Linked DNA regions of Homo sapiens: all the other regions are linked to region 6. The links are chromatin loops, found by intact Hi-C in ENCODE. Cell type or tissue: OCI-LY7. All regions are shown on one strand. Region 1 overlaps PALM2AKAP2 (PALM2 and AKAP2 fusion). Region 2 overlaps PALM2AKAP2 (PALM2 and AKAP2 fusion). Region 3 overlaps PALM2AKAP2 (PALM2 and AKAP2 fusion). Region 4 overlaps PALM2AKAP2 (PALM2 and AKAP2 fusion). Region 5 overlaps PALM2AKAP2 (PALM2 and AKAP2 fusion). Region 6 overlaps PALM2AKAP2 (PALM2 and AKAP2 fusion).

Region 1 (5,000 bases), 55 kb after region 6:
GGCCGAGGCAGGCGTATACCTGAGGTTAGGAGTTTGGGACTGGCCTGATCAACATGGTGAAAGCCCGTCTCTACTAAAAATACAAAAATTAGCTGGGCATGGTGGTGCACACCTGTAATCCCAACTACTCTAGAGGCTGAGGCAGGAGAACCGCTTGAACCCAGGAGACAGAGGCTGCAAGGCTGCAGCGAGCCCAGATTGCACCACTGCACTTCAGCCTGGGCAACAGAGTGTGACTCCATCTCAAAAAAAAAAAAAAAAGATTACATTATTCTCAAAAATATTCCCTTCCTTCCTCCCTTACTTCCATGGGAAGAGTACATGCTTCCCCAAGCCACTGATGTCAATCTTGACCATGTGATTTGCTCTAGGCTTATGGTAGATGGGTTACACTTCCCAGTCCCTTGGCACTGGCCGCAGCCATGTGACCTGCTTTAGCCAATAGGATGTGAGCAGATAAGACACAAGCAGAGGCTTGAAAAGTGCTTGCCCAGTTGAGCTTGTCCTCTTGCACCCCTTCCAATGCCAAGACAATAACTTATCTGGGCAGCTGCTGCCCCTTCAGCCTGGACCACAGAAAGAACACACATGGAATAGACCTGAGGCAAACCCATAGATAGGCACAGTGTGCCCTGGCCCTATGGGTTTCAGGGCTCTCAGCTATATAGTTCAGAAGCACCTGAAATTAGAGCCACTCAGCTAAGCCCAGCCTAGATCAGCAAATACCCAGCCTACTCACAGAAGTGTGGGCAAGAATAAATGACTTTGGGTTTAAGCCACTGAATTTGAGGGCGTGTTAGTTAGCATTATTGTGGTAATAATGAACTGGTACAGGTCAAATAGAAGTGTGTATACATTTTACATATATACACACACACACACACACACACACACACACATATGTATACACACATATATATATATACATCCTACTAATATATATCCCAATAATGTATATGCCAGTTATATAATATATATACACATATATTTATATGTGTGTTAATGTATTTATATATATCCCAATAATACCCAAAGCTAAACGATTAGAAAGAACATAAGGCACCCTCTCCTCCCTTCCCTAATCCTGAATCCTCTGAGAAATCTGGAGGGAAACAGGGCACACCTTCATGAGAATTAAGACTGAAAAAACAGAAAAATGTCAGTGATAGTTGTCTCTGAGTAATGGAATTAAAGGTGATTTCATTTTTAAAAAACAATTTTCAATATTTTCCCAGTTTAAAAAATTAGTTTGTAACTTATCTAACCAGAATGAAAACAACAAATTCCCTTTTCAAAATACCTCCTGAGGCTTTCTGCTGAGAAGGCAGCATCTCCCAGGCTGTGGCATGAAAGAGGGGCCAGGGCCTCAGCTTCCCATGTGTCTAGTGAAGGGGAAATGGGAGCACCCCAACATCTATTTAAATTCAAAATCAACATTTATGGAGCTTGTTTGGTTGGACTCCGAGCTAGGCACTACAGGGGATTCTAAAACAAACAAGATCGTGATAAAAATGGCTGACTAAAACCGAAAATGGCTGTCTCTCAGTAACTCACTTCTTCCAGTGAAGCAACCTTAAGTGGTTAAGAATTCTCTGCGACCTGATGCCCACTGGCTGGCCTGTCTCCACGGGGTGCCCTGGCCCTATGGGTTTCAAGGCTCTGCGCTATATGGTTCAGGTGCTAAAGATTTGGGTCATGATACTGTGTAACTGAGAAGGAACGAAGAGAGAGGGAGAGAAAAAAAAGGAACGAAATGAAACCTTTGTGATAACAACAACTGAGTTTCAACCCAAATGCAATGAATGAAGGAAATGGAGAGTTTATGTCAGATCCAATAGCAGATTTTTCTATAAGTTCACATGTGGCCTTGGGCCAGGCTCTGAGGGTGTGGTCAGTCCAGGCTGCTCTCTTTCTCAGGAAAACCTGAGTCCTGGGGCAAAGCAGCTTCGCAAGGAACAGAGTGTCATGGGGTTAACAACAGTCATCCCAGCCAGGCTGCAGACGCCACTGTTTTGTAGTTTCATGACTGAAATCTAATGCAGTCTTCTCTGGAAGAGCCAAGTAGATGTTGCTGTGCTAAAAATAAAGAATGGGCAGGAAGTGTAATTTACACGCAAGGTTAATTGAGGATCCGTAGGCTGTGGCAGGTGCACATAACAGCCTCTAACCTGCTTGCTCAGTTCCTTCTGAGCAAAAAGCAAACTGTAATAAGCCATAAGGAAAGGTGACACACTGCAGCTGTGTAGGTTTAATTTACTGGAGATGAGGTTGCAATCATGGCCAAATGGTCTTATAAAATGTACCTAACCCCAATAGATCATCCTCACAAGAAAACAGAAAGGAACTCTCGCTCTGGGAAGTGCATCGATCATGCTCTTATTTCAAAGTTTATTTAGACATTCATCCATCTAACTTCATGCAAACACCTTCTCTGTATCAGGCACTATGCTGAGCACTGGGGATGGAGAAATAAATCAGACACAGTGTCTGCTCATGAGACTTCTTGGTCAAGTAATGCAAACAGCCATGTGAACACATAAATTACAATACAAACCAAAAATAGCAATAATAGAGGAAAGAACAACATGCTGTAGAATAGTTGGTTCTGCCTGGGAGTGTGTGGTGGGGACGCTGAGTGGTCTTCTCAATATCTATTCTCCCCCTCTTCCAAACTAACAGAATCCTTATTTGGTTGGGGATGGCAACATGCCCACCTGAAAAAAATTATGTATCCTAGCTTCCACTGAAGATAAAGCTGGCCATGGGACAGCTCTGGCCAATGAGATGTAAGTAAAAATGATCCGAAGGGACTTCCACACAACTCCCTAAAAGGGAAAGGAGGGCTGGGTGCGGTGGCTCATGCCTGTAATCCCAGCACTTTGGGAGACTGAGGCTGGAGGATTGCTTGAGCCCAGGAGGATGAGACCAGCCTGAGCAACGTGGCAAGACAAGACCCCCACCTCTACAAATAATAAAAAGTTAGCTGGGCATGGTGACATATACCCTTAGTTCTAGCTACTCTGGAGGCTAAGGTGGGAAGATCACTTGAGCCCAGGAGTTCAAGACTGCAGTGAGTGATGATCACAACACTGTACTCCAGTCTGGGTGACAGAGTGAGACCCTGTCTCAAAAAAAAAAAAAAAAAAAAAAGGAAAGGAGCGTTGGCTTAAGTGACATTTGCCTTTCCTTCCTTCCTGCCAGGTACAGGGACCTGGTGCTAAAGAGACGCATTCGTTTCCAATTCCTGCTATAACAACTACAACAAACTTAGTGGCTTACAACAATCTACATTTATTATCTTATATTTCTGTATGTCAGAAGTCTGACACGGGGTTTGCCAGGCTAGAATCAAGGTGCTGGCAGCGTTGTGTTCCCTTCTGCAGGCTCTAGGGGAGAATCCATTTCCTTGCCCTTTTCAGCTCCCTGAGGTCACCCACGTTCCGTGCCTTGTGGGTCCCTTCCTCCATCTTCAAAACCAGCACTGTTGCATCTCTCTGACCTTCCCTGCAGCCACCCCTCCTTCTGATTTCTGCCTCCCTCTTCCACATTTAAGGATCTTGTGGTTATACAAAGTGTACCCAGATAATCCAGGATACTGATCTCCCTATTTTAAAGTCAGCTGTTTGGAAACTCTAATTCCATCTGTAATTTTAATTCCTCTTTGCCATGGAACCTACCATATTCACAGGTTCTGAGGCTTAGCCTGTGGACATCTCTGGGGGTCCATTATTCTACCTACTGCAAGGGATATGATGCTATAGGCAGAGCAGTAATCCTATGTCCACAGGGGCAATAGTATGTCTGAGTGTGCAGAAAGAGAGACATTGCCTGGGTCCCAGAGGGCACGATGGAAAGAGTACACCACTTCTGGAATGCCTGGCTCCAGATTGCTTGTTATGGGCTTAAGCCTCTGTTGTGATCATAGCTGAATGCAATTCTCAACTGATACAGGTGGTGAGAAAAACTCGACAAAGTAGATGATGAATTAACTGGGCCTTGAAGGATGCATTCACCAGGTAGAAAAGAGGAGAAAATGAGCCAGGCAGAGGAGACAGCATGGGCCAAGGCCCAGCATATCACATGTCCCTCCTGTCACTCAGGAGCATGTGGCCTTGTGTGGCCTTTTTGGGTCACAGCCTGCGCTGCCCTCCAGCTTCATAGCTCAGCACGGTGCCTTGGATAGGTTCTCGCCGTTTCCGTCCCCACTCCCAATGGCTCACTCATGCTCTCCTTCTGCTTCACTTGCCTGGCTCTCAAATACCTGGCCTTCAAGGCTCTGCTGAGAGCCTACCTTCCTGCAAGGCCCAAACAAAGAGAAGGGAAGACAGAGCATGCTGGCTGCTGGGGACCCGTGCCATTCAATCTCCAGTTCCTGCTTCCCAGATCCTCAGCTACTCCTTTGCCCTTCTTACTTACAAAAGCCAATACATTGGGAGGCCAAGGTGGGTGGATCACTTGAGGTCAGGAGTTTCAGACCAGCCTGTCCAATGTGGTGAAACTCCGTCTCTACTAAAAATACAAAAATTAGCTGGGCATGGTGGCAGGTGCCTATAATCCCAGCTACATGGGAGGCTGAGGCAGGAGAATCGCTTGAACCTGGGAGGCAGAGGTTGCAGTGAGCCGAGATCATGCCATTTCACTCTAGCCTGGGCGACAGTGCAAGATTCCATCTCAAAAAAAAAAAGCAAGCCAATATATTTTCCCTTTGCCTGGGTGTTGGTCAGTTGAATCCAAAGGAGCACAGACAAATACAACTTGGTTTTTAATTGTTTTACTGTTTGGAGAGGGTCTTGTCTGTGAACTCAGGTGGGCTTCATTTTTCCTTCCCCATCAATGATGATAATAATTATTATAATACTAACAATTCTAATATTGTTTTTGCTAGATACAGTAATATATGTAACAATAATAATCATAAGGATTAGGATTATTGAGTGCTTACTGTGTGCTTGGAACTGTTATGAGTGTTTTACGTACATTATAATACTTAATCTTCACAA
Region 2 (5,000 bases), 66 kb after region 6:
ACTGGTCTTATTTGCTTTCTCTGAAGCAGGAGGATGCAGAAGGTAACTGCTGTGTGGCTCTGTACTCTTTACCCCAAGTTCCCCAAATATACAATTTCATCTAACCCCAGGTGTGTGTGTGTGTGTGTGCGTGCGCGCGTGTGTAATGTACTATTCTTATCTACTATGAGGTACTCTTATTTATTCTCACCTAAATAAAACCATAAGTAGAAGATGCACAGATATGTAGGAATTGGGCCAGAATGATGGACAGTCTCAGCATTTACTTCATTTTGCCCTGTGACGCTCTCTGAGTTCACCCCTTCATGCAGGAAGCATCTGGGCTTTCATACCAGATTGTGAAAATTGTTTATGTGGTGCATTCCTCTCTTCCAAATCCCTGTTTACTCATTGTGCCTAAATCCAGCGCTCTGTGATAGCTTTCCTGCTGAGTTAGATTTTCCCATCGGCCTCTGTGTGTGTGTGTGTGTGTGTGTGTGTGTGCACACGCATCCATACAGCCTCAGCCACATCTTTCACAAATGCCCAAACTGGGAATAATCACCATATTTTTGCCTGTTGTCCATATTGGAGGTTACTCTGGAGAGACTGGTAGTGTTTTCAAGACGCATGAGTTAGTATCTCAATGAGTCATTCATTGAAAAAAAATTAACGTCAAACAACAGGGGTAAAATAGTTCACATTTACTGAGCATTTACTGTAATAGACAATGCCAGATGATATGCTAAATGGTTTGTAAGCATTATTCAATTCTTTGCACTTGGTAAAATATCTACTACTGTTATTCGCACTTGACAGATGAAGAACTTGAGGTTGAGAGAGTTCAAGCAACTTATGACCTTCCACCAGTAAGTGGCAGAGCTGGGATTCAAACCCAGGTCTGCTTGTAGCTAGAGCCTAGAATATTAACTGCTACCCTGCAGTGTGTCCTGCCTAAGAGCAAATGAAACCACTCCCAATCCAAATGTTTTCAGCATTTCCTCTTTTTGGGGTAGATTTTTCTTTTCCAACATCTTGATCAAAGGGAGCTGCTGTGGTTTAAGGAGAAAGCTGACTGGGAGCTCCTGTCACTCCACCCCTTGCCTGGCTTGGTCTTTCCATAGGATACACAGGATTTGGAAATCACTGCTCTATGAAAGCAGAAACAGCATGTATTGCTATGGCATCCACAGTGCCTAGAAGAGTATTTGCACACAGCCTGTGCTCAATCAATATAGTTCTAAAAGGGAACATTCTCTCTTGTGGTCACCTACAGCATGGATTTCCCTAAACTACCCAAAAGGACACCAAAGAATAAACAGCACCTCTGACCTTTGAGCCATGGACGGCAGAATGATATCTATCCGGAAGGTAGAGATGACGACTTAATTGTACCTGAAACAGAGACTAGGAAGGAGGTCGGCATGGGGTGCTATGGCAGTGGCTGGGAGGCTTCCAACTGATCCAAACTGCTCTTCCTCAAGAGAACTTTGTCTTGGGTTTTGTTTTGTTTTTTGCTAACTGTGTTTTCCGTGCTTGACATTACCAGGTGACAGCTTCTCCTCAGTGGAGAAATTTGTCATCCCACTGGGATAATTCCAGAGTTATTGTAAGAGTTCCTGCTCCCACCAGATCAAGCCAATCAGGAAGCTCCTCCACATGGGTTGTGCCGGGCTGATTGTTTCCCGCTTGGCTGCTTCCTGCTATTGTTCTCTGTCATGTTCTCAGAGGCGCAACTACTGAACCCTACCCCTTCCTCTCAGAAGCTGAGGGCTGCATCATGGCTTTGGGTCAAGGTATACTCGGCTCAGAGATCAAGGCATCTGGCAGAGAGAGAAAGGCCTGAAATGAAAATAGAGGCAGGCAGTTCCTGGCCCAGGTGACCAGAGCAGAAATCACAGAGCTTAAAACACCCAGAAATATGAGTCTTTCAGGTCTTGGAAGGGAAGTTTGAAATGTTCTGGGTCACTCATTCATGTTTATCGAGCATTATCAAGCAAGTGTTGGGCTATATTCAGTAACAGCTGCCCAGTCTCTACTTTTGAGAAATTCATCATCTCATGAGGGAGGAAGCTATATGAATAGTTACAATGCAGTGCACAGTAGAGCTCAAATTGCAAGACCAAAATGCTGCAGGAATGCAAAGAAGAGAGTCTGAGTAACTCTGCTTGTGGGGAGGCAGGGCAGGATTTCAGGAGGTTGGAACATGTCAGTAGGATCTTGAAGAGAAAAATGATCAAGGCATAGAGGTGTTCAGACAGCATTTCAAGCTAGGATGATAACATGGACAAAGGGGCTTTGATGCAGAAATGTGCAAGGCAGGCTCAAGTGAGTGAATGAGGACCTCTGTAGGACTGGCCTATCTGAGTGCACTCATGAGGGAAAGAAAGTGACAGGGAGGATCAGGCTCAGGATATGATGGCTCTTGAATGCCACACTAATGAGTCTGATTCGGAAAGTAACAGAAAGCCATTTGAGTTTCTTGTTTGTCTGTCTGCCTGTTTATGTGTTTGCTTTAAGTCAGTGATAGGATTGGCTATGTTCTAGAAAGACCATGTGGACAGATGTGAAAAGAACGGATTTGGATGTATGAAAGGGTTACAGAGTGAAACCATAAAGAACAATTAGGAGTTGTCCAAGCAAGGGATGGTGAAGCCAAGCTTAGCATGGACTACTGTGGGAAGCAAGAAGGTTCCATTTATTGATTTTTATAGTATAATGATGTTGACAACTTCCTAAGCTAACCTTTTTGCATTTGTGTGGCTGCACAGGCTGGGCTGAAAAAAAGTTGGCAATATTAAAGTGTAAAACTATTGCTGGGCACAGTGGCTCATGCCTGTAATCTCAGCACTTTGGGAGGCTGAGGCAGGTGGATCGCTTGAAGTCAGGAGTTCAAGACCAGCCTGGCCAACATGATGAAACCCCGTCTCTACGGAAAATACAAAAATTAGCCAGGCATGGTGGCACAGGCCTATAATCCCAGCTACTGGGGAGGCTGAGGCAGGAGAATTGCTTGAACCCAGGAGTTGGAGGTTGCAGTGAGCCGAGATTGCACCACTGCACTCCAGCCTGGGTGACAGAGCAAGATTCCATCCCCCCTACCCCCGCAAAATTGTAAAACTATGACCAGAAGTAGATTGAGGTTGCCCAGTGACTAGAGATTGGCTGGGGTTGGTGGGAGCCCTGGATTTTCCTCTTCTTTCCAGCCCACCTCTCAGCCACTTCCATGTGATGGCCCAGCTGTCCCAGGCACCACGGGGCACCTCTTCTTGAGGAAAAGAAGGAAATGCAACGTAAACTGACCATTTCTTCTCTTTTTTGTAAAAAAGTTTATTTGTTTATTTATTTTTAGTAGAGACAGGGTTTCGCTATGTTTCCCAGGCTGGTCTTGAACTCCTGGCCTCAAGTGATCCTCCCACCTCAGCCTCCCAAAATGCTGGGATTACAGGAACCTGCCACCATCCCTGGCCTGACTGTTTCTTCTCCCTGTGATCATTTATGGTAACGTGTTGGCCAAGGCATGAATTTGAAGCTTGAGGCCCTAATTTAAGATGTCCCAGGGACTGAACTGATATCATCTGAAGTCCAAGGACAGCCTGGCCCCTTAACCTACTGAGCTGCATTACTGCCCTCACCCGGCTGCAGCAAAACGGGGCTTGGGGTAGCCGACTGAAGGATGGTCATGGAGTTTGAGAAATGCTGAAACTTTTCTCCTGTATGGCTGAGAAACTGAGTCAGCATCTAACGCTGCATCCTGCATGTGCTGCGGGTAGATCGCCACCCTGCACTGTTGGTTTCTCACGGGCACAGTCGTTGCATTCTCTCTGGCATCTCTCTGCCTTTTTCCTGTCTTAGATAAAATAGAGACATTTTGCCTTACAAATGGCAGTGAGAAGGGCCTTTGGGGCCCTTTTCTGGTGGTACAGATGGTGTTGAGGCAGAAGTATCTGTATCCTGGCCCTGGCTCATGCGTGCCCCCTGGGAGGCTGGACAGGGACAATGGCCTCGATGGCTGAGTCCACCTGGCCTGAGTGCAGAGAACACTGAGCTTCAGGTGTTGAGTGGGTAGGTCACTGTCCCAGTACATTTATTATGGGAGTTGGAGACAAAAACTTTAGGAACTAAAACTAAAGTTTAAAATATTCTTTGGTGAACTTTATCCCTATAGACTTAACAGCCCTAATTCTATTTTACAACAGCTATTATGTCGAGAATGATGCAGATTTCTCAGTTTTCAAATCCAAAATGTTCTGTGAGGGTAGAATTTTCCTTACACCCAGGAGACTGCAAATTGGAACCTCCAGATACAAAATGATTCACACGCAGGGATCAAAGCCTGAGGGGTAAAGCAAATTTCCTTAAGCCAAATTTTAAAAGCCCTTTTACAGCACAGAAGTGGCTTGCATAACGTCCAAAGAAAAACAATGCCACTTAAAATCCACCCAGAGACTTATGCTTTTAATTAAAGCCCTCTGTCACAGAGATGATCTGATAGTCCACTTGAAATGTGAACTCTTGGATACAGAGATAGTACATCGTGCTCCAGAATAATAATTTTAAAAAACAGCCTGCCTCTTCCCGCTGGCTTGGCTTATGTGAAATCAGCACCGGCCACCTCTGTGTTCAGCAGAGGTCCCACCCCTGAAGTTGTCCTACCACATCCATCATTTCTAAATCCTGAGACTAAGGGAGAATTACCTGCTGAAAGCACACAGCAACTTCCCTGGAACCCTCAGCTATAAGAGAGTTCAAGACAGACTAGATTTGTTTTAGAAATAGTACAGGCATCTCGGTATGAGACGTCTCATGCAGAGGCAATGACCTGGGACCTGCATAAATGTTTTCATGTGAATGAATGAATGATCACAAGCCTCCTGAGCACATAAGAAAATTATATTCCCATGAAACCCAAGTCATAATAATAATAACAACATTTGTGTAATGCTTTAGAGTTTACAACATCCTTTCACAGCAATTAGGGATTATTTTATTCCCATGTTATAGGTAAGAAAATTGACAGG
Region 3 (5,000 bases), 130 kb before region 6:
TATTTTTCAAGTCACTGGAACACAAGCGAATTAACTGTTAACTGTTTTTACCATGAGTATGTATTGGGAATGCAGAGATTCAAGAACTGCCCTTACAGTAGCTTCCAGTAAGGTACGATTTGTGCTGTGGGAGAAATCTTAAGCATGACCTCATCTGGACCAGTTTCAATTTAACTTTCAATTTGTTTGGGGCTAAACATCTGAAATCCCAACAAAAATCTGGACAGAATCCAGTTTGCGACCAGATTGAACTCAAAATACGATACCTTACCCCCCCGCCCCCCCAAAAAAAAGCAGAAATCTTGTAAGTTTCCTAGGCTGTTCAGTTGCAGACAAAGAGGAAAAAGTAGAACTGTGTGGCCAAGTGACAAACAAACCAGCATATGGGGAACTCCCTGGGGGGCACTCAATAGATTCCACTGTTCCTGGAGGCAAACCCTTGACTGGTCCTAAAGAAGATGTGGCTGACACTCAAACCTGAAATGTTCCAGGGATCACAGCATAGGCCAGAAGACGGGGCAGGTGGATCCACGTTCACGTGGCCAAAAGAGAAGTCTGAACAAGAAAGAAAGACAGATAGATATGAAGGATCTTTTGCCAACATAGCAAAGAATTTCTCTCTGTTCAAAGAGGCTCTGGGAACAAAGGCCCATCTAATTCTGGAGGTCTTGGCCTCAGATAGCATCTCAAATCTCAAACACAAATAAACCTGGTAGGGCAATGTATGTGTGCCACATGGATTCAAAAAAGGACAAAAATTCAGGATAAAAATTCCAGGTAAAGTAGAAAAATCAGCCAGAGGAAAAACTGCAAAGAAGATTTGTAGCAGCAGCCATACTCTACGTTTTAATTCCTAAGTAGAATACACATGAGGTCAAAGATGAAGGATTTATCAAGCTGAATCTTTGGAATTCCCCTCTTCTCTCCTCAAAGAGTCCTCCACAGGCTATTAACACTAAGAATGGCCTAAAAGTGTGGAAACTTGAAGTGAGAGGTGACATGCTCTCCTTGTAAATTTAACACCACCACTAAGAAATGTAAGCTGTTCACTTGCTTAGTGTCTCACTTGCTGCAAGGTTAGCACAAGCTATGCAGTGACTATGAGCTTGAGATCTGAGTACTGTGCTTGGCTTGGCTTTATTCATTCATTCACCAAGGCAACTGAATACCTACTGTGCTTCAGGCACTGTGCTGGGCATCGGGGACACAGGGTGGAGACTAGGCATAGAGCTGCCCTCTCAAAATTTATTGTTGTGAAAAAACAAAACAGAATTACGAACAAACGTAAAATTGCATCTATGAGAAGCGCTCTGAGAGTGCCTACAATAGGAGAGTTTGGGCTACTCAGGGAGGTCAGGGGAGGTTTCCATGAGGAAGGGAAAGCTGAGCTGCCCTCTGAAATCTGGGAAGTGAACTAAGTCACAAAGGGTGGGTAGAAGGCTGTTCCAGGCAGGAGAACCAGCATGCAGAAACCCTGAGATGGGAGTGAAAGAAGTGAGGACAAGAGAGGACAATTAGCAATTGAAGCTGAAAATGCAGAGCACACACAAAACTGTCCTGCAGAGGCAGAAAGAGGCTGGGATGTGGCATCACTGGCTTCGGTGGCTAGGATGGGGTAAGGGGCTCGAGGAGGAAGAAGAGTCTGAAAAGGCAGATGGGGCCAGATCATGTAGGTTTGGGTCTTAAATTTTAAGTGTCATTGAAAGAAAGCATAAGGGATTGGGCTGGGGAATGACGTGGTCTTGTTTTTCTGTCCTAATAGTGACTTGCTGGTCTACCTAAGCCTCCACAAGTCTAGGAGTTGAGCATCTGTTTCACTTGTACTGGGCCCTGGCAGTGCCCAATGGGGAGGGGAGGGGAGGGGAGGAGTGGAGAGGAGGAGAGGTCCAAGCAAGGACTTTGGGATAACAACTCCATGGCCCCAGAAAAGCCAGGCCTAAACTAATTTATTTACTTTTGAATGTCTCATCTTTTTTTCTTGGCTTAATCTTTCAAAATCCAGCTCTGGAGGTAACACAAACAAAAAACATACAAGGTCAACAACACTGGAGGACAAATATATTCTCTGCTTGATAAAGTTTATACTCTAATATTTAATACATATTCATAAATCCCTGTATTATTTCTGAACACATTACATCTAACAGCTCAGTAAATATTGTCTAGAATACAGAAGTAAGCCTAATCCCATTAAGCACTATTCCATTAATAAGGATATTCCTGCTTTAGATGGTGTCAGATTAGCAATGGAGGCTGAAAATGCAGAGGAGACACAAAGCCGTCCTACAGAGGTAGAAAGAGGCTGGGATGTGGCATCAAGATCAAACCAAGATCAAAAACTGGTTTCAAATCTTGGTTTTGCACCTGTTCACTGTTAAGACAAGCTGCTGGACCTCTTGGAGCCTCAGCTTCCTTATCCGAAAATGAGACAAGAGTGTGGTCCTTGGAGTGTCACAGTGCTAAATGAGATCACATATGCAACATGCACAGTGCAGTGCCCATCAGCAGCAGCTCTCATGGTGGTAGACGCATTGGTGGTGGCAGGAGTAATCTGGGAAGACATCCACAGCTCCTTGGGGACCAGTGATCCAACAGGCTGCCTCGTAAGTGGGTCATATGTTATATCCAAAAGGAAAGGGAACAGTGAAAAGGAAAATGTTTCATACAGAGGATTTCCCAGATTAACCTCAGCTGAAATTCCCTTACTTACATTTGAAAGCATGCAAGCAGCTGCAGATGGTTTCAGGCTGGCCCACAGAAGCCAGCTGTGTTTCCCCTCCAGAGAGGCCGTGGGAAATGACAGCAACAGCTGCCCAATGATGTCCAGTGAAAAAAGGCGGCCGCTGTTTGCACCTGAAAGCACGTGGCTTTCTTTGTCTGCCTTGGCCTGGGTTATCCATGGAGATGCGCTGATACATTTCCCTAACCTCTACTTGTCTTTCAGCCCCTGAAAGCGTGTGACTACCTTTGTCTGCCTTGACCTGGGCCATCCATGGAGACTTACTGATATTAATATATTTCCCTAACCTCTATTTGTCTTTCAAGCAGATCAGAAAGTAATGAGGGAGAGAGATTAACTCCCAGCAAAGGTTCTGGCTACACTGATGGGAGTAGGTGGCTAAATTTCTGGACATCCACCCTTGGACACTCAGGAGTGGAGTGGAGGGTGCAGGACCCCAAACACACACAGCAAACCTCCCAGGAGCAGCCCCACATCCTGCGTGTCTTTTTAAAATTTCTGTTTTGGCAAGTTTTGATCCCTAACAGGAGAGAAAAGGCTGAAGCGGGGATAAGACCTGGTAAAAAGACACACACTTGTGCAACGGACCCCAGATGCATTGCAGAGGCTTGGTCTCAAGACCAAGAGCTTCAAATCCTAGAAGCTCTCAAGGGCTTCAAATCCTAGAAGATGTTCACTCTAATCTCTATTCACATTTATCCTATTCTAGATTTCCAGAAAAAATCTGAACATCACTTTGATACCAGGAGGCATCCCATCTTGGCTCTGGGAACATTCTCCTCCAGGCACTCACCTCCCCGGAAGCCACCCTTGGCTCACTCAGCAGAGGCCTCAGACTCTTGCTGAATCCACAGACCAGAATCTTCAAGTCAGCTGGGGGAATCCACCCCTTTTCCAAGTTGAGGGGGGTTTGGGCCAATGTCACATGTCTTTGTCATGTGCCCACTGTAAGAATATCCCAGGAATTGTAGTAGTTATCCAGAAGGATCTCTACAAAGACAGTTGACACAAATTCTAAACACAATCCCCCTGATGCAAAAGAGCCCAGCTGGCCTTCAAGGGGTCGGAGAATAATTTGGGGTTGTTACATATCAGAAGCCAGGTGACATGGTTTCCTGCCTTTCTTAGATACAAGGAGCTTTCCATCTGGGACATAGCAGAGGACTGGCCGTTAAGCCTTCCATTTCCAGTGGCCTTTCTCAGACCCCTACCTCACCCCATGTACACAAAGGCCTTTGTGGGGGAAGGGAATCACCATCTTATAGGAACCAAAACCTGAGCCCATTTTTCATTAAAGGCTTTTGCATTGCTATGATAAGCCACCTCTGTTGCTTCCCCTATGTGACCAAGAAAAGACTAGGTTCAGAGACAAACGCTGAAACATGTAGACAGATATCAGCTTCCTTCTAGAAGTGCAGGGGGTTGCTGCACGTGTTGTTACCACTGTCTCAATCTTCCAGGACGGCAGCAAGGCAGCCTTCACCTTTTCCTAAGCCCAATAATACCCATGCTGCCTTTTTAAACCTTTGCTTGGGTTAAGGTTGAATTTCTTACCCTTCATAAATCAGATGTATAATAGGCTTGAGGTTGTTTGCTGAAAGAAATCTATTCTCCCATTCTCAACTTGATAAAATATTTATGTTTCTATATATATATATATATATATATATATATAGACACACATACATATGCATATATGTTTAAGACACACACACACATATATATATGCATGTTATATGTGTGAATTGAATAATTTTCCTCTGACCACCCCCTCCCCCTCCAGCTCTCGGCTCTCAGAGCTCAATTATATGCCCCAGATGCTACAGTCCTAGAAAATGAGAAAGGAGGGAACAAAGCTAAAAGGTACTTACAACTGGCTTTGTTCCTACTCACAAGAAATACAAATCAATTGAAAGCCCTCTCCATCATAAAAGCGCAAACTGACTATGATTATTACCTGCCATGTCCAAGCAGTTACAGGGCAAGCTATGTGGCCACTTTTCATTTTTCAAATTTTGTTTTCTCGGGACTCCTAAACTGATTCATGCAAAGCAAATGAGATTTCATAATAGACTTTGCTACAATTCCACCCCCTGGGGGCAACCTATTCATTAAATGTCAGTGAGGTAATGCCACCCATCTGCTAGGAAAAGCCTGTGCTGTCTGGGCTGCTGAAAGAAAACGTGCTTCAAGTTCATCTTAGGGAAATGGATGGGCTGGCAGCTTGTACCTTCTTATGTATCCTTCCAAAAGATAGTTG
Region 4 (5,000 bases), 76 kb before region 6:
ACAGCATCAATTCTACTGGCGTTGAGTCATGTATAAAGCTAAAGACTGGAACTAAACAGTCTATCCTTGGTCTTCAGAAGTAACTTTTTAGCATGCTCCTGTTTCAACTGTTAAAATCCCTCAACACAACCTCCATCCAAATTCAATTTCATCTTCATTTGAAACATTTCTCATTACCTTAATAAGCAGAGACTGGTAATAACCGTGACAGAAATCTGGGACATGGGTATTTTAAGAGCTCACCAAATCCGTAATGGTTATTGTTTGGATTATTGTAATTATCTAGACAATAATTACAATGACTAGAAAGACCAAAGTGTTTGCATTTTTGGAAGTAATATTTAATGTTAGTTCTATAAGAAAATATTCAAACTTTCAGAAATAAAGCCAGTGGATTCATTCTCCCTTCATTTGACAACGAAGTTAAGACAACCTACTTCACTTTATTAGCCAGAGGTCCTGAGGCTACTGAGTCAGAATAAGCCACTTATGAAAGTGAAATAACTTCAGACTCTGCAGGCAGGAAGTGGTGCCAACTGTCATGCCAGAACTATGAGATAATGAGTATTTCAAAATGTTTGTCCCATCTCAAAGCCCAGCTATTCCTCTCATCCTAGCATCTCAGCATCCCAGAAAGAAAGTGAAATGAACTCTCCAGCAGAGTTGGTTAAGTAAAGACTGGGAGACAGGCAGCCTTACTTTTGTTGTCCCTGGCTCAGGACTAATTTTGTTGGTGCTGTCCAAGATAATTGCAGGAAACTTGGTGTGCCTCCACTCAAAGGAGAAGATGCCCTTTAAGGAAAGGGCCAGGCCGGGTGTGGTGGCTCATGCCTGTAATCCCAGCACTTTGGGAGGCCGAGGCAGGTGAATCACCTAAGGTCAGGAGTTCAAGACCAGCCTGGCCAACATGGCAAAACCCCATCTCTACTAAAAATATAAAAATTAGCCGGGTGTGGTGGTGGGTGCCTGTAATCCCAGGTATTCGGGAGGCTGATGCAGGAGAATTGCTTGAACCCATGAGGTAGAGGTTGTAGTGAGCCAAGATCATGCCATTGCACTCCAGCCTGGGCAACAAGAGCAAAACTTCGAAAGAAAAGAAAAGAAAAAAAAAGAAAAGAAAAGAAAAACAGAGAAAGGGCCAAGGGTCAAAACTGGGGAGGAGACAACCGGCAGCGGAGCATTGCTTAAAACACTCTTTAGGCCAAGTCTTTATGTTTAAAGAAACAGAGTAAAACTCCTTGCTGGATACTCCTCATTTCTAGACATATTATTATGAAATTGTATTCATGAATGTTGGGGAAGCTGCCAGACTGGAAGAAAGGGAAGCTTAGTTAAATTTAAATTAAGAACATTTCCAGAAAGAAAAGTGTGATGCTTAAATGAACTCTAATCAGAACAAAAGACAAGGAAGCAAATTCCCTGGGATCCCAATGGTGAGAGGAGTTTGTATTCATGCAGTCTCCAGGAGCCTGTGAAACGGGAGTTGGGATAGAAGAGCGCTTCCCGGGAGACATGGGCTTGTTCACAGATTCCAAGATGCAATACAGAGAGAGGTGTATAGACGTATGAGTAGGTGAAGTTTCTTTTCAAAAAGAAATATTATACATTTAGGAAGTCTTCCCAAATCACCTGTGCTGCATTTAAAACTGCTACGGGGAAGGGTAGTGATATGTCAAAGTCTGATCTGACCACGCAGCCTATCAGAGCCAAACCCATGCTACCCCACACGGGAAACGGGCTTTCCTGGGTCTGGAAAGGGAATCCACCATCTCTCTAAACGAGTCACCTCCCAGACGCCCTCTTTGTGGGTCAGGAGGGATCCCTCAGGCTGGCGAGCGCCTGGCATCCGCGTTGGAGAGCTCGGCAGCCCGGCTGCACGCCGCCTCGCCCTTTGCCTTCAGTCCTCACCCGGCCACCAGCGCCACAGCTCCCTGCTGCGGGCTTCCGGCTCTCCCGGGCTCCGTTTTACTCCCCTCCTATCCACTCCGTTTCTCTGGGATTTCTTGGGGCCACCAGTGTCTCCTTGCTCTGGTTCTTGCAGGCGCGTCGCCTCCACGGACATTACAGGTACGGCTTGCCCAGTGCTCTCCCCCACGGTCTGCTCTTCCCATACCCCAGAGTGTCCCCAAGAAGGGCCCACAGAGACGCAAACTCCGGCTTTATCTCGGATAAGATACCACATTCTAACTGCTGAGGTCCCAGCCTCAGGCCAAACTTCTGGCTCAGCTCGGACCCGGACCGCGTTCTCCCTCCCAGGGCAGAAGAGGCTGCTGGCTCCTCCTGCATCATCTCCTGAGTTCAGCTCCCTGGACCCTATCCCGAAAGACTCTGGCTGGGGCCGGGACCGGGGCCGGGGCCCGGCCCTCCCTGACTTCAGTCTCTCTGAAAAGTTCAGGACTTGCGAAAATGCCCCCGGCTCTGCCACCCAAAAGGCAGGACCCGCGCCTTCCTCGCGAGCTAGAAGGAACGGCTGCACCTCCCGGTGCTCCCGGGGCAGGAGATGCGGCCACGACCACATTTGATTTCACTGCTTTTCCTGAAAAGGACACACAGCCCAGCTCTGTGTGTATACAGGGAGAAGCGGAGTCCTGCGTTTAGTTTTTAAAGCATATATAAATGATAAGCATTGAACAAAGCAGCCAAAGGCTTGGCCCTCCCACAAACCTAGGAATTCAAATCCACATGGCCACAGCCCCTCCACCCGGGCCCTCTCCCAGCACACGCTCCGCTCGACAAGGACCACAAAAAGCCCTTTAAAAGCCCGCGGTGCTTCCGAGGACTCCCAGATTTCCAGCCCTTCCTCGGCAACCCCTTCCTCGGCCACCCCTTCCTCACACTCGAGGACACTCCAGCCCCTCCCCTCCCCAGCTTGGACACCCACCTCTGGGCGCCCGCTCCCGGGGGCGCAGTCCTGGGGTTCTGCTCCAGTCCAGCGCCGCGCGGCCGCTGCCTCCCGCTCCGGGGGTCCAGGAGACTCCGGGGGTCCAGGAGACTCCGGGGGAAGGCGAGCGGCAGCCCCGGGCTGGGGCCAGCGCATCTGCAGGGAGTGGTAGCCTCCGGGCGCGCTGGAGGGCGGGGAGCCCCGCCCGCCTGCTCCTGGGGCCCGCCCCTTCCCCGCCTCCTCGCTTCCCCTCCAGTAGCCCAGCGCCCACGGACCGCCCCTCCCTCCCCTCCCCTCCCCATCTACCCACACCTTCTCCTCTCAGTGGCTTCGGCGGAATCGATGCACAAACGAAGAAATGAATGAATGCAGAGACTGGAGAGAGGGAAAGACGGAGGGATGGATGGGGCGGGCAAAGCTGAGTGTTTCCTAACTCAGGGGAGCGCTGTGTCTGGGTATATGGATACTTGTTAGCGCACGGGGCTTTGGAGCGGGGTGGCGTGTCGCTGTGTGTGCATGTGGACGTGTGTGTTGGTGTACACATATGTGCGCATGAGCGTATGTGGAAGTGTGTGAGTGCCTGTGTGCGCTCAAATGCCAGGAGCCGCTGAGTTCCCACTCAGGCGGGGAAACAGCCCCTCGTCCCTTACCTAGCACCACGACTGTCCTCAGGGTCAGAGCGACTCCCGGAACTGGTTGCGAAGTGCGTCTTTGTGGCAGTAATGGTGTCTCCGCGTGTTTGAGGACTCCCCCGATGGGGTTCAGAGGCTGAGGTGTGGACAGAGATGCTTCCAGCTCACTGGCTCGCCAGAGCCTTCCTGCTGCCCTCCGTGTAGTGGCAGCCGGTGGCCCGGTGTCAGAGCGCGTGTGCTAACAAAGCCAGCGGAGGGGAAGGAGGCAGCTGATCCGCAGACTGGGGCTGTATTAGGCGGGTGGCCAGCCATCCCTCACTCTTGAGATGTCTGAAATTTCAGTCTCTCATCCCCTCCTCCACCATGAATATTTAAATAATGTTAATGACCCTTTGAAAATGAACCGTCTAGAAATCCTGAGAGAGGACAGGCACACACAAACAAACACCCCACCTAGAGAGCAACACTTTCAAAAGCAAGCTGTGGTCTTACTCTGCTGTAGGTGGCCGCATTCATTCTCAGCAGAGGAAGATCACAAAAGTCAGATTTCTTGAATTCAGCTTTGCCCTAGGCACGATTTTCCCAGTAATTCTCTCTCCCCAGCTTTGCAAGTCGCCCTTGCACTCTCAGTTAGGTTTCCACCCTAGGGCAGTCTGCTATTTTCCCCACTCCTTGACAAGGCCCTGGGATGCTCTTCTGGGAGTCAATTTTACATGTGAAACACAGCAGGGAAAGACAATAGCCATGGCCTGATTCTACTTTCCTAACCCACAAAGGTCCCTGATTTCCAATACAAAGAAATGATACCCTTGGGAACTACCCAGAAAGCCCATCCAGGCCAAGGGCACCATAAATAGCACCTTCAGAGAAAAGACTTCTTCCCTGCCTTGAGCGCTATTCACACTTTCACCCAAGGAAGAGGATGAAGTCTACAATGGGACATCAGCTGTTCTCAGGGTTCCTGAATGTCAATAGCCTCCTTTATCTTGGTATTTGGAAATGGTTTCACGATCCTTTTTGCCTGTTTGTCTCTTATACTATTGAATTTCAATAGAATTTACTGACCAGTGGTTAGAGATGCCAGAGCTTCAGCCTTGACTCAACTTTTTCTTCCTTCCTTCCTTTTCCTTCTTTTCTTTCTTCCTTTTCATTTTTTTCTCCTCATGTCTCCGATTTAAGGAATTAAATGCTTGGATGCCCTACATACTGATCTATTTTTAACATTTTAATATCATGTGAAAAACTCACATTAAAATGAGTGTGCTTGGATATCACTTATTTATTTATATGGACCATAGACTCTCTAAGGAAGAATTTTAGAATTACATCAGATGTGAGATGTTATAAACAATATCATGGCAGGTACTTCATCACTCCCTTCTCATATTTTCCTAAATTAGAATAAGTGTAAAATTTACAAACAAAATTAGTTTCATTATTAGAAACAGTAAAGCAAGGCCGGGTGAAGTGGCTCACGCCTGTAATCC
Region 5 (5,000 bases), 160 kb before region 6:
AGCTATATGGCATCCAGTCCCCCTTTCCCCATAAATTCAGAAAATTCTTCATGACACTCAATTCCATCTACTCAGGAAGCAGCAGGTTTAACCTCTAATTGGCATGGAAGTATTTAAAGAGATAAACAACTCTGAATTACTGATTCACAATCATGCACCAGAGGTCCTGAGGTTTTGTAAAGTTAGACAACAATGATAACAAAAGAGCGAATTCCTGAGTTCCACTGTCAGCAGTAAGAATTTGCCTTCATGCATGATGGCCTGATAGAATCAAAGCCACTGGCAACTACACCAGGTAAATGGAAATGGGCTGGAAATCTAACCTATCCGGATTAGGCAGGAATCTGGGCTTGGTATCATCAGATGATGTCTTGTTTAAACCAACAAATGCTTATTGCTCTCTTTGAAGATAAGAAGGTCCAGAATTTTCTCCATGCTTCAAATTAGGCGAACGTGATTCCAGATTCAGATAAGATGCACATTCATTCAATCACCAGGAAAGTCCTTTTTGAAATGAACTATGCCCCAATGCAAAAACAGGAGGATATGAAAGAATCATCAAACTGGGTTTTCTAAGGTCAGAGAAAAACTAAGGTGCAAAGGGGCTGTGGGAGCTTTTTAGATCGGCCCAGTTCACCCTCCAGGTAGAGCCCTAATACCACGACACAGAAACCTGCCCTTCCCACTAAATTCTAGAATAGTTAACAGCTGGTTAGGATGCCTACCATTTACTTTCACATACTTGATCGGGGCAATTTAATACAGCTGTGTGCTTCTGGAATTAGTTTAAATTACATTCCAGGGTCTGACAACCATCCTAAATGGGAATATAAACTCAAGGGATGGTCATCTAGGATCCAATGAGAGATCCCACGCCCCACAGGTGGCTTCCTCCAGTACTTAGCTCCCTTTAACTCCCAAGAACCCCTGAAGCTTTGCTAATTGGCATAATTAAGGTGAGAAATAGGTTTTCATTAGTGAAATTAGTGGCCTGTCAATTAGCATAATGAATGTTAGAAATCCGTGAAATTGGTGGTGTTCAAATTTGTGGATTAGAGATCTTCCTCACCCTTTCATAAAGGGGATATGCCAATAGAGCGAACCCTTTGGTTTATACACCCTTAGGGATGGTGTTTGAGGTTTGAAAACTAAACGATCTTGTTTCTAGCCTTTGGCTCAGGGGACTTCGGTTGCTTACCACCCACTAAAATGGTAACAGAATCCTGTCTTCATAAAGTTGCCACATCTGTCTTCAGGCAAGGTGGGGTTGGAGCATCTAGAAATTTAGGGAGCTGAGATTTCCTCATAGCATTTTTTATAAATGTTTATTCAACTCAAGTCTGTATGAGTGCCAGAATTTGGTCCCAGAGACCTGTGTTTAACATAACCTGGTAGCCAGGCTGCAACTAAAGTCGCCTTTATTTACCAAAAAGTGTTTAATAGTTTTGCAAAGCAAATTAGCGTGGCTTAATTTACAACACAGGTGCCTATGTCTCCACCTAAAGAATGCAGGAAATGTGGTAATTCAGAGTTTAGCGTCCAAAGACCAGAGTCTGGGGTCATTTCTTGGCTCTACCTATAAAAGTCCTACCAGACTTTTTGTAATTATGGAATTCTGCTGAGAACAGAACTCCTTCATAAGCAGGACTAATAATATCTCCCAAATCTGTTTTGAGAATTAAGTTAGAAAATGTACTTAAAAGTACTATGTAAACTGTAAAACGGTTAATGCAAATGTTCACTATTATTAAGCCATTTTACACTGAGGTTTAAATGACAGGTATTATATTCTTTCTGGCAGCAGACTGATTTTCTTTTGGGAAAAGAGCAGGAGATTTTTAGAAGAAAAGAAATCAAGAAGAAAAGATGAAAGAAAAAAGGCCCGGGAAAGACTCAAAGTCAGAATCTATGGCAGCTCTAATCTCCCTAATCTTTCCCCAACCCCAGATCCTTACATGTGAATTTTAGTTGAAGCTGAACACGACTAGGAAGATACAGTTGTGCTGCAACAGAGGGAGTAATTTCACAAAATGTCCTTAAAAGTTAAGTCCTGAAATGCAGTAAGTAGAATGAGCAGTCAAGAACCACCCAGACCTGGGGCTCCAGTCACATGGGAAGCAGAGGAGGGGTCACACATTGGTTAAAACAGAACCTGGTCCATCTCCACAACTCAACTAGCCAAGTAAATGTACAAGTGAATGAGACAGCCCTGACAAGCCTGTCCTGTGGGCATGCTGTAAGTGTGGCATCCCCATTTTCTGGTTGACACATGTCTAATAGCTTATCATTTCACAGTACATGCACATACATATGTCAGCTGATGCTTGAAAAATGGCCCTCTGTTAAGTGGGAAAGGCATGAATTTTATTTCAGTCTTAAAACTTCAGAATAAGAGGTATAGAGAAATAGAGGGACGTTTCCCAAGATCACCTGCCTAGTAAGTGCCCTAGCCAGGATTTGAAGGTGGGTTCTTCTCATTCTATCCTGATACATCAAAATGGAGTCTCAATATTAGGAGGCTTTTAAAATGACATGGGAAATGGTAAGAAGAGTGGATGGATCAAAACAGAGTTAGCTTGGCTTTTTGGTTGATCTTTTGCTTGCTTGAATCTCTACAGATGATGTGAGACTCACAATTTAGCTTTAAAAGTCGATGATCCCTTTACCTTCTTTATTCAGTCTTGGTCAGAAATAGATGAACTCCCTGGAGAGTTAACTCTCTGGAGACGTATCTGTTGCTCTACGTGTCAGCTAGAAATGTGACTTCTTGCACGGTCTGGGGATTTCACCCTCTGGGCTGGTCTCTGAAGGGGTTCTGTTTCCTCTGGCCACTTGCCAGAGGTAAAATATTAAGATCCCATGTCCATGTCATTATGATGGACACTGTGGGAAAAGGCTGCAACTCTTCACCAACACCACAAGTGAGATTCTAGAAGCCTGTTTACATTTGCACAGAAAACACAACAGCAGGGCCCTGATCCCTGCCCCACTGGGCATAGACACCCATGTGTTCTTTCTGCCCAGGGTACCTAGGCCTACAGCTAGGCATGTCATGGACAGAAATAACTTTAAGGAAGTGCATTTTCCTTAGCAGGTCTGCCTGAGCCCAGGCGGAGAGCAGAAAGGTGTCCTTCACCACAAGGACAATGTTCACTGTGTTCACAGCCTCCCCTCTGCCCCACCATCCTCAGGCTGTTAAAGCTCGACAGTGTGCCTAACCCATCTCGACCTCCTAGGCTCCTAGCCTAAATGCACAGTGTGAACCAAATTACTCAAACATCAGGCTGTACAACCAGGTTTCTCTGCTTTGAATAACCCAGATTACTTCCTACTAAAGCCATGACATTTAAATTAGAAATGCTTTTCTCCAGATAATAGGTGACCCGATCCTTTAATCCAGTTATTTATAAGTTCCACCAAAAATATAAACTCACTCTTGGCCTAGGAACAGAGGCATGGCTATAAAACAAAACTTCCTCATAGCTGTGAAATCAGAGAGTATCTCCGTTTTCCCTTCTCATCCTGCCTCTCTTTTGTAAGTCACGTTTTCAGTGCGCAGGACGCAATGACAATCATGATGAAGAACTGGTTCCACGAGCTATGTGTGGCTATCTTTAGAGAGGTTCTTCCTAAATTTTTAACTTTCTGGCTAAGTCAGGATGTCTCCAGCATGAAGGCAAATGCAGAAGGGGTGAGGGTGGGATGGAAGGAAGTGCACCTGGCTGGTGGATGATGCCCAGAAACCTAAAAGATGCCCACATCAGCTGAACCTCATCAGCTTTGGACAAACCAGGCAAAGCTGCAGTCAGGAGGTCTGGGGGAGGCTAACTCCCCAAACCGAGGGAACCCGAAGCATAAGGAAGGGAACAGAAGTTGAACAGGTCAACACTACCTTGGATCCATAAGCATATCCTGGGACCCTGCAGAGCTATATGCTCTCAGCCTGGGCCGTGCGAGGTCCTCAGAGCTCCAAGGTGATCCGCCATCCCCAGCAAGACGCTCACAGACTTGGAGGGAGTGAGTACCAGTTCCCATAAGAAGAACGAACAGCACTAGGAGAAGGAAGTGCTGCAGCAATAGCTGGAAATAAACTTCCAGCCCTCTTCAACGGCGCAAACTGTGCCGGGCAAAAAGAATTGAAGAAAGCGCGGTGCACCAAAGTTTCTAAGCAGGCTGGCTGCACCTCCTCTGGCCCTCCCTGCTAACGACGACAGGAAGGAGAAGGAGCTGGGACTCCGAGTGGGCCGTTCCACCCTCCCCTGAAGGCACTGACAGCAGGAAAGTCTGGGAACTGCTTGCTGCGAGGGTTAGACTTGGGCCTCTAAGCCGAGCCTATAAGCGGGAAGTGGAGGAGAGGAGAGGCCCCGGGTGATAACCTGGGCCACATTCCAGTCCTGTGCAGGCTTTCCTCTTCCATCCCCCGAGCAGAGCTTCTTCCGGCCTGTGGAACTAGGGGCCCGTGTTGATTGTGGGAAACTGGGAACTAAGCCACTCCCTAAAGAGGCTAGAGCCTCCCCTCCTGGCTGATGGAAGACAGCCGGCCAGACTCCAGACCTCAAGCACTCCTGGGGCAAACGCAGGCTAAATTTGGACCCGGCAGGCTCGGGTCAATGCTGTGGGCCTTAAAAGGGGCAGATACTAAAAACACTTCTTGGTTTGCCTCCATGGATCTCCTGCCATGAAGCCATTACAGCTCAATGTGACTAGGGCAGTTCTAAAAAGAAAACTCAACCCTTTGGAGGCCAGGAGTCCTGTTCCTGCTCCTGCAGGTCCAGCCTTTTTTTCTGAGAGCTTCTACGGTATTGGTCAAAAGAGTAATCACTGTTCTGCTATTCTCTCTGTCTTATGCCTCAGGTACAGGTCTGAAGACGGGATGAAAATACTTCTGGAACTCCCCACCCCTTCACTGGAAACAAGGCTTCCCTGTGTCTTGACCCACATTCCTAGTGAAGGAGACTGGTCAATTTCTCATAGAACGGAGTCTCCCCCAGCACCATAGC
Region 6 (5,000 bases):
ATACAATCAAGGGTAAGAAGATACATATACCTACTGTGATGGTTAATTTTATGTATCAATTTGACTGAGCCAAGGAATGGCTAGATAGATGGTAAAACATTATTTCTTGGTATGTCTGTGAAGGTGTTTCCAAAAGAGATTAGCATTGAATTGGTAGACTGAGTAAAAAGATGGCCTTCACCAGTGTGGGTGGGCAATCATCCAATTTGTTGAAGGCCAGAATAGAACACAAAAGTGGAGGAAGGGTGAACTTTCTCTCTCCGCTTAACCTGGGATGTCCGTCTTCTGGTGCCCCTGGTTCTTGGACCATTGGACCTGGATTGGGACTTGTGCCACTGACTCCCCTGGTTTCTGGCCTTCTGGGTTGGACTGGAATTACATCATTGGCTTTCCTGGGCCTCCAGCTTGTAGATAGTAGATCGTGGGGCTTCTCAACCGCCATAATTGAGTGAGCCAATCCCTCATAATATTTTTCCATATGTCTACATACATCTTATTGGTTCTGCTTTTCTTAAGAATCCTAATATACACAAACGTGTGTGTGTGTGTGTGTGTGTGCACGTGCAGATACATATATATTTGGCTTTGTGATATTTTCTGAAACTTTCAAGGTTGTGTGTGTCCATAACCAAGCTGAAAGTAGAGTCATCTGTTTCAAAGACATTTCCCTGGAGATGTGACATTTGGCCAGAGGCTCCCCTATGGGACATATGTGCTCACCTTTCAGATGCCTTTTGCATCCCAAGAGGAATAGTCTGCATCTGTGCTTGCTTCTTGCTGGAGCTTCACCTCATTAAGAAGTGACCTATTTCCCAGCACACATGCCATCTCTGTTTGAGGGGCAATCACTTACTATGTAATTAGTCCTGCTTGCAAAGACAGGCCTAGTGCTGGGCCCCATACTCTGGTGCTGCAGCAGCAGTGATGAGAAAATGGTATTTCTTACTATTGCGGTACACTTTGTAAACCATTGCAGGGGATTTTTTTCCTTCTTCTTTTTATTACAATGCCACTAAAATGGAAACCATTCAGGGAAGTGAGAGTGGCGTGCGTTGGCAGTCTAAGCAACATGTGTCACTCTGCCGATTCAAAATCAGATCAAATCTGGGTTTCTCTTTCTCTCTCAGGTTGTTGTTGACATCTCTGGGTCTTTGGGTTTTTTTTTTCAGCATGCATGGCTCTGAGTGTAGGTAAGGCAGAGGCAACACTCCCAGAAGAAGCCTGAAAAGGGCTTTGGGTCAGACTCACTAGTCGGAAGCACATGGTAGGTTCCTGCCACACAGCCACTGGTTTGTCCAGTCCCGTTAGCAACAGGCTGGGCATATGCCCATCGGCATTGAACTCTTGTGAGTGCCCTTTAGAATTCTGAATCAGAAACTGCCCTTGGCACTCACCCTGCCAGGCAGGGCCTTGACAACAGCCATGTGACCCAGTCCTCCAGCTCTTACATTCTGTGCAGTCATCAGAGACATGTCCATTTCTTATGCTCTGAGTCTGGTTGCATGCTCTCTCCATGGACTCTTGCTTTAGTCTGCATCTCCCTCATAGAAGCACATACCAGTCATACTTTACATGTGTCCTGTCTGCCTCTCTCTTCCTTTGGACTCTAAACTCCATGAGAGTAGGAAGAGTGTCTGTCTTGCACATCACTGTGTTTCCAATGCCCAGCACAGCGCCAGGCACATAGTAGATGCTTTATCAATGTTTACTGAATGACAACATCTATATGAAAATGAGTCCTCAAGAAGCCCAAGGCTGGCTATATACCATTGGTACTGGCTTCGATTCAGGCAGCTGTGCTTATTACTGGCTACATCTTGGGCAAGTTGGTTAGCCACACCAAACCTCAATTTTCCACTCTGTAAAATGAGGATAATAATACCTACCTCACAGAGTTATCAAGAGACTAAAACTAGATAGCATTCATGACAGCATGTGGCAGACAGTATTATTGCCCCCAAATCCTTTCTGCCTTCCCTGTGGGAGGATTATATATCCTCACTCATTGTCAAGAGATCTGCAGTGCTGCTCTATGGGAGGAGGATACTCCCCTACCCCATTGGTGCCAGGCTTGGCCATGTGACTTGCCTTGGCCAATGGAATATAAGCTACACGTGCCACATCCAAGCATGACTTTAAGAGCCACTATATGGTTCTCCTAGTACCCCTTTCTCTCTGTCATAAGAATGGCATGTTCCATATAGGGGCTGATCCTGCAGCCTGGGTCCAGGAATGAAGACACCTAGAACAGAGCTCCAGTAGCAAGAAAGAAACCATTACTGGGGTTGCCTGTTGCAACAGCATAATGTAGAGAGAAGGCCAACTGGTATACAGTGCCTGTCACAAAGCAAGGGTTTAGTAAACCTTTGTGGAATGAACAAACACATGCTGAAGTTTCTACCAGATCAACTGCTCCAGTGCTTTTGATTCTTTTGGGTATGACATTCAATCACTAAGATAAATTTAAGGTGGCACTTTGTGGCATAAAAAAGAAGTAGATTTTTTTTTAACTGAATGAAAGTTGATCCATTCTATTAGGGTATAGCAGTGCCTGTGTCCTAAAAACCCTATCCAGGGTTTCTTTCATGGATTATTGATTCCAACTTATAGCCTATATTAACTGAGTCTTTTTGCTTATGTGTATTAAGCCATTATTGGTAAAAGGTGTATTAAGCCATTATTGGTAAAAGGTGAAAGATTTATATGATCTGAAGAGAAACCAGAGCATTATTAAGCCATTATTGGAGAGCAGGGTGCTAAGTCCGTTATACATATTAGCATGTTTAATCCTTGCAATTGTGCAGGAGATATAGGGAGACAAAAGTCACGTGGTACCCAGGGGCAAGGTAATGTTTGTGAACTTTGTCTCCTCGTAACACTGCACCAGAATTTGCAAAGGCTAGCATCTTTGTGGCATTCCCTGCAGACTGGTGGTGGGGTCATATGCACACCCCTTGGCTTCCTCTTCATTATGCCCCTAGTGGCAGGGGTTAGGGGAGGTCCCAACATTGTCTATAGTATACTGATGGGGAAACAGGCATCAAAGCATGAAGAATACGCTAAAGGTCATCCAGCCAGTCAGCAGCAGAGCCTAGACAGGAAGCCAGATGCACCAGACCTCAGAGCACTAACCTCATGCCATGCTGTCTCCCACGTTCATCCACAAAACCATATTCCCTTCTGCTTCTGCTTCCAGACTGAGTCATACTCACCCTAAGCTGGCACAGTCCTTCAGATTGAAGCCACTGTTCCTCCTATATCAGCAGGTTCCCCAAAGAATACTCAAGACAACGGAATGGTAAGAGACAAGTAGTATTGGGGAAGCTAGAATGAAGCTTTCATTTCCTTCTGATCCACACCTATGTTAGGCCACTCACTGTGAAGCCTGCTGACTTATGCTTGCAGGTGGGAACCCACCAACAACTCCCACCTGTTGAAGTTGTATTTATAGGCAAGGCCCTGCATGAAGCACCAATGCTATTCAGAGCTGCTGAAGATATGGTCCCTTGTCCTTAAGGAGTTCCACCTTAGTAAAGGGACAGATGTGCAAACAATGAACTTGATTACAAGGTCTTCTGAACAGGAGTTGAGAACAGAGAATTAGTAGATGTGCAGATGAGAGACGAACTCTGGTGGAATATCAGAGACAGCTTCAGAGAGTAGGCAGCATTTAAGCCTGGCTTGGTAGAATGAGTAATCTTTCAACGGGCAGGAGTTGCAAAGAAGTGTGTCTTGGAGGAATGGCTTGCTCAGGGTAGGAGAAATGGTCCCTGTGGGGGCTGTGTAGTGTGCAGTGGGTCACATGCCTAGAAACACAGGTGGAAATCAGATTTTGGAAGGTCTAAATGCCAGGTCAACAAGATCTGGTTTTACACTCTGCAACAATGTATCTTGGCTGGGCGCGGTGGCTCACGCCTGTAATCCCAGCACTCTGGGAGGCTGAGGCAGTCGGATTGCCTGAGGTAAGGAGTTCGAGATCAGCCTGACCAACATGGTGAAACCCTATCTCTACTGAAAATACAAAAATTAGCCAGGCTTGGTGGCGAACGTCTGTAATCTCAGCTACTTGGGAGGCTGAGACAGGAGAATCGCTTGAAGCCGGGAGTGGGAGGTTGCAGTGAGTCAAGACCGGTCCATTGCACTCCAGCTTGGACACCCTGCACAAAACAGGTTCAGACCTGAGAGGCAATTCAAGTCTTTCTTGAATGTGTGGGGCACTGGAGACAAAAGCTCTGAATGGCCTGGGGCTTGGAAACACTATGAACACAAAGAACACAAAGAGCAAACAGACCCCTTTTCTCTGTAAAAAAAAAAAAAAAAAAAAAAAAAAAAAAAGGGACTAAGAGTGGGATAAACATGGAAGCCTGAAGTTCAGCATTGGATAAGGAGATGGATTCATTCACTGATATTTACTGAGCACTGCTATGTGCCAGGCATGGTTCTAGGCATTTGGGAAACATCAGGAAATAAAGATCCCTAACCTCCTGAAGCTTTCTTTCTAAGGAAACTTTTATTTTATTTTATTTGAGACAGGGTCTTGCTCTGTTGCCCAGGCTGCAGTGTAGTGGTGTGATCGGCCTCCTGGGCTTGAGCAATCCTCCCACCTCATCCACCTGAGTAGCTGGGACTACAGGTGTATGCCACCATGCCCAGATAATTTTTTAAATTTTTTTTGTAGACACAGGGTCTCCCTATGTTGCCCAGGCTGGTCTCAAAACTCCTAGGCTCAAGTAATTCTTCTGCCTTGGCCTCCCAAAGTGCTGGGATTACAGGCATGAGCCCCGGCACCTGGCCAGGAAATTTTTAATATTCACAGGCACTTACTATTTTCCAAGAGCAACTCTATGTGATTATGCACTTATTAACTTCAGTCTTTACAAAAACCCTATGAGATAGTACTACTATCCTAATTGGACAGATGAGTAAACTGAGGCTGTGAGCTATTAACTCATCCTGGGTCAAGGCAGTAAGTGGCAGTGCTGAATGTATCACCAGGCAGC

Evidence for each region. Peaks named below come from ENCODE experiments on the same cell type or tissue, not always from the same donor. Only the 100,000 strongest peaks of a DNase experiment are listed, where the experiment ranks them.
Region 1: a loop joins it to region 6, with 5 times the contacts of the local background. A loop is called at or near these places in 24 of 110 quality-filtered maps.
Region 2: it touches region 6 in a loop (5-fold over the local background); 21 of 110 quality-filtered maps call a loop at or near these places.
Region 3: a loop joins it to region 6, with 6 times the contacts of the local background. A loop is called at or near these places in 2 of 110 quality-filtered maps.
Region 4: a loop joins it to region 6, with 6 times the contacts of the local background. A loop is called at or near these places in 27 of 110 quality-filtered maps.
Region 5: a loop joins it to region 6, with 4 times the contacts of the local background. A loop is called at or near these places in 8 of 110 quality-filtered maps.

The regions. Positions count from the first base shown.
Region 1 is chr9:109,915,635-109,920,634 of GRCh38, reverse strand. The region is part of intron 3 of PALM2AKAP2 (PALM2 and AKAP2 fusion); the gene reads right to left. Among named protein-coding and RNA genes, the nearest start is that of PALM2AKAP2, 140 kb to the right of the region's middle. RefSeq lists enhancers at 1,477-1,546, 1,657-1,826, 2,067-2,116. In OCI-LY7, no CTCF peak of the experiment used is centred here; DNase peaks (open chromatin) are centred at 444, 1,554, 2,134, 3,374 and 1 weaker place; H3K4me3 peaks cover 2,906 bases; H3K27ac peaks cover 5,000 bases.
Region 2 is chr9:109,904,292-109,909,291 of GRCh38, reverse strand. The region is part of intron 3 of PALM2AKAP2 (PALM2 and AKAP2 fusion); the gene reads right to left. Among named protein-coding and RNA genes, the nearest start is that of PALM2AKAP2, 130 kb to the right of the region's middle. RefSeq lists enhancers at 2,019-2,088, 2,169-2,248. In OCI-LY7, CTCF peaks have their summits at 2,124, 2,325 and 3,996; DNase peaks (open chromatin) are centred at 91, 861, 1,771, 2,311 and 1 weaker place; H3K4me3 peaks cover 3,245 bases; H3K27ac peaks cover 5,000 bases.
Region 3 is chr9:110,099,467-110,104,466 of GRCh38, reverse strand. All of the region lies in intron 7 of PALM2AKAP2 (PALM2 and AKAP2 fusion), which reads right to left. Among named protein-coding and RNA genes, the nearest start is that of C9orf152, 110 kb to the left of the region's middle. In OCI-LY7, CTCF peaks have their summits at 4,603 and 4,803 (motif pointing left); DNase peaks (open chromatin) are centred at 2,386, 2,796, 4,086 and 4,876; H3K4me3 peaks cover 3,256 bases; H3K27ac peaks cover 4,647 bases.
Region 4 is chr9:110,046,737-110,051,736 of GRCh38, reverse strand. All of the region lies in intron 7 of PALM2AKAP2 (PALM2 and AKAP2 fusion), which reads right to left. Among named protein-coding and RNA genes, the nearest start is that of C9orf152, 160 kb to the left of the region's middle. RefSeq lists silencers at 2,383-2,522, 2,613-2,672, 2,803-3,242 and enhancers at 2,948-3,521, 4,095-4,669. In OCI-LY7, no CTCF peak of the experiment used is centred here; DNase peaks (open chromatin) are centred at 496, 1,896, 3,116, 3,736 and 2 weaker places; H3K4me3 peaks cover 4,218 bases; H3K27ac peaks cover 3,887 bases.
Region 5 is chr9:110,126,905-110,131,904 of GRCh38, reverse strand. The region is part of intron 7 of PALM2AKAP2 (PALM2 and AKAP2 fusion); the gene reads right to left. Among named protein-coding and RNA genes, the nearest start is that of C9orf152, 79 kb to the left of the region's middle. RefSeq lists an enhancer at 1-478. In OCI-LY7, no CTCF peak of the experiment used is centred here; DNase peaks (open chromatin) are centred at 1,464, 2,224, 2,724 and 3,092; H3K4me3 peaks cover 5,000 bases; H3K27ac peaks cover 5,000 bases.
Region 6 is chr9:109,970,619-109,975,618 of GRCh38, reverse strand. The region is part of intron 6 of PALM2AKAP2 (PALM2 and AKAP2 fusion); the gene reads right to left. Among named protein-coding and RNA genes, the nearest start is that of PALM2AKAP2, 190 kb to the right of the region's middle. RefSeq lists enhancers at 857-1,236, 3,138-3,347. In OCI-LY7, CTCF peaks have their summits at 2,787 and 2,989; DNase peaks (open chromatin) are centred at 1,038, 3,028 and 3,408; H3K4me3 peaks cover 3,021 bases; H3K27ac peaks cover 4,737 bases.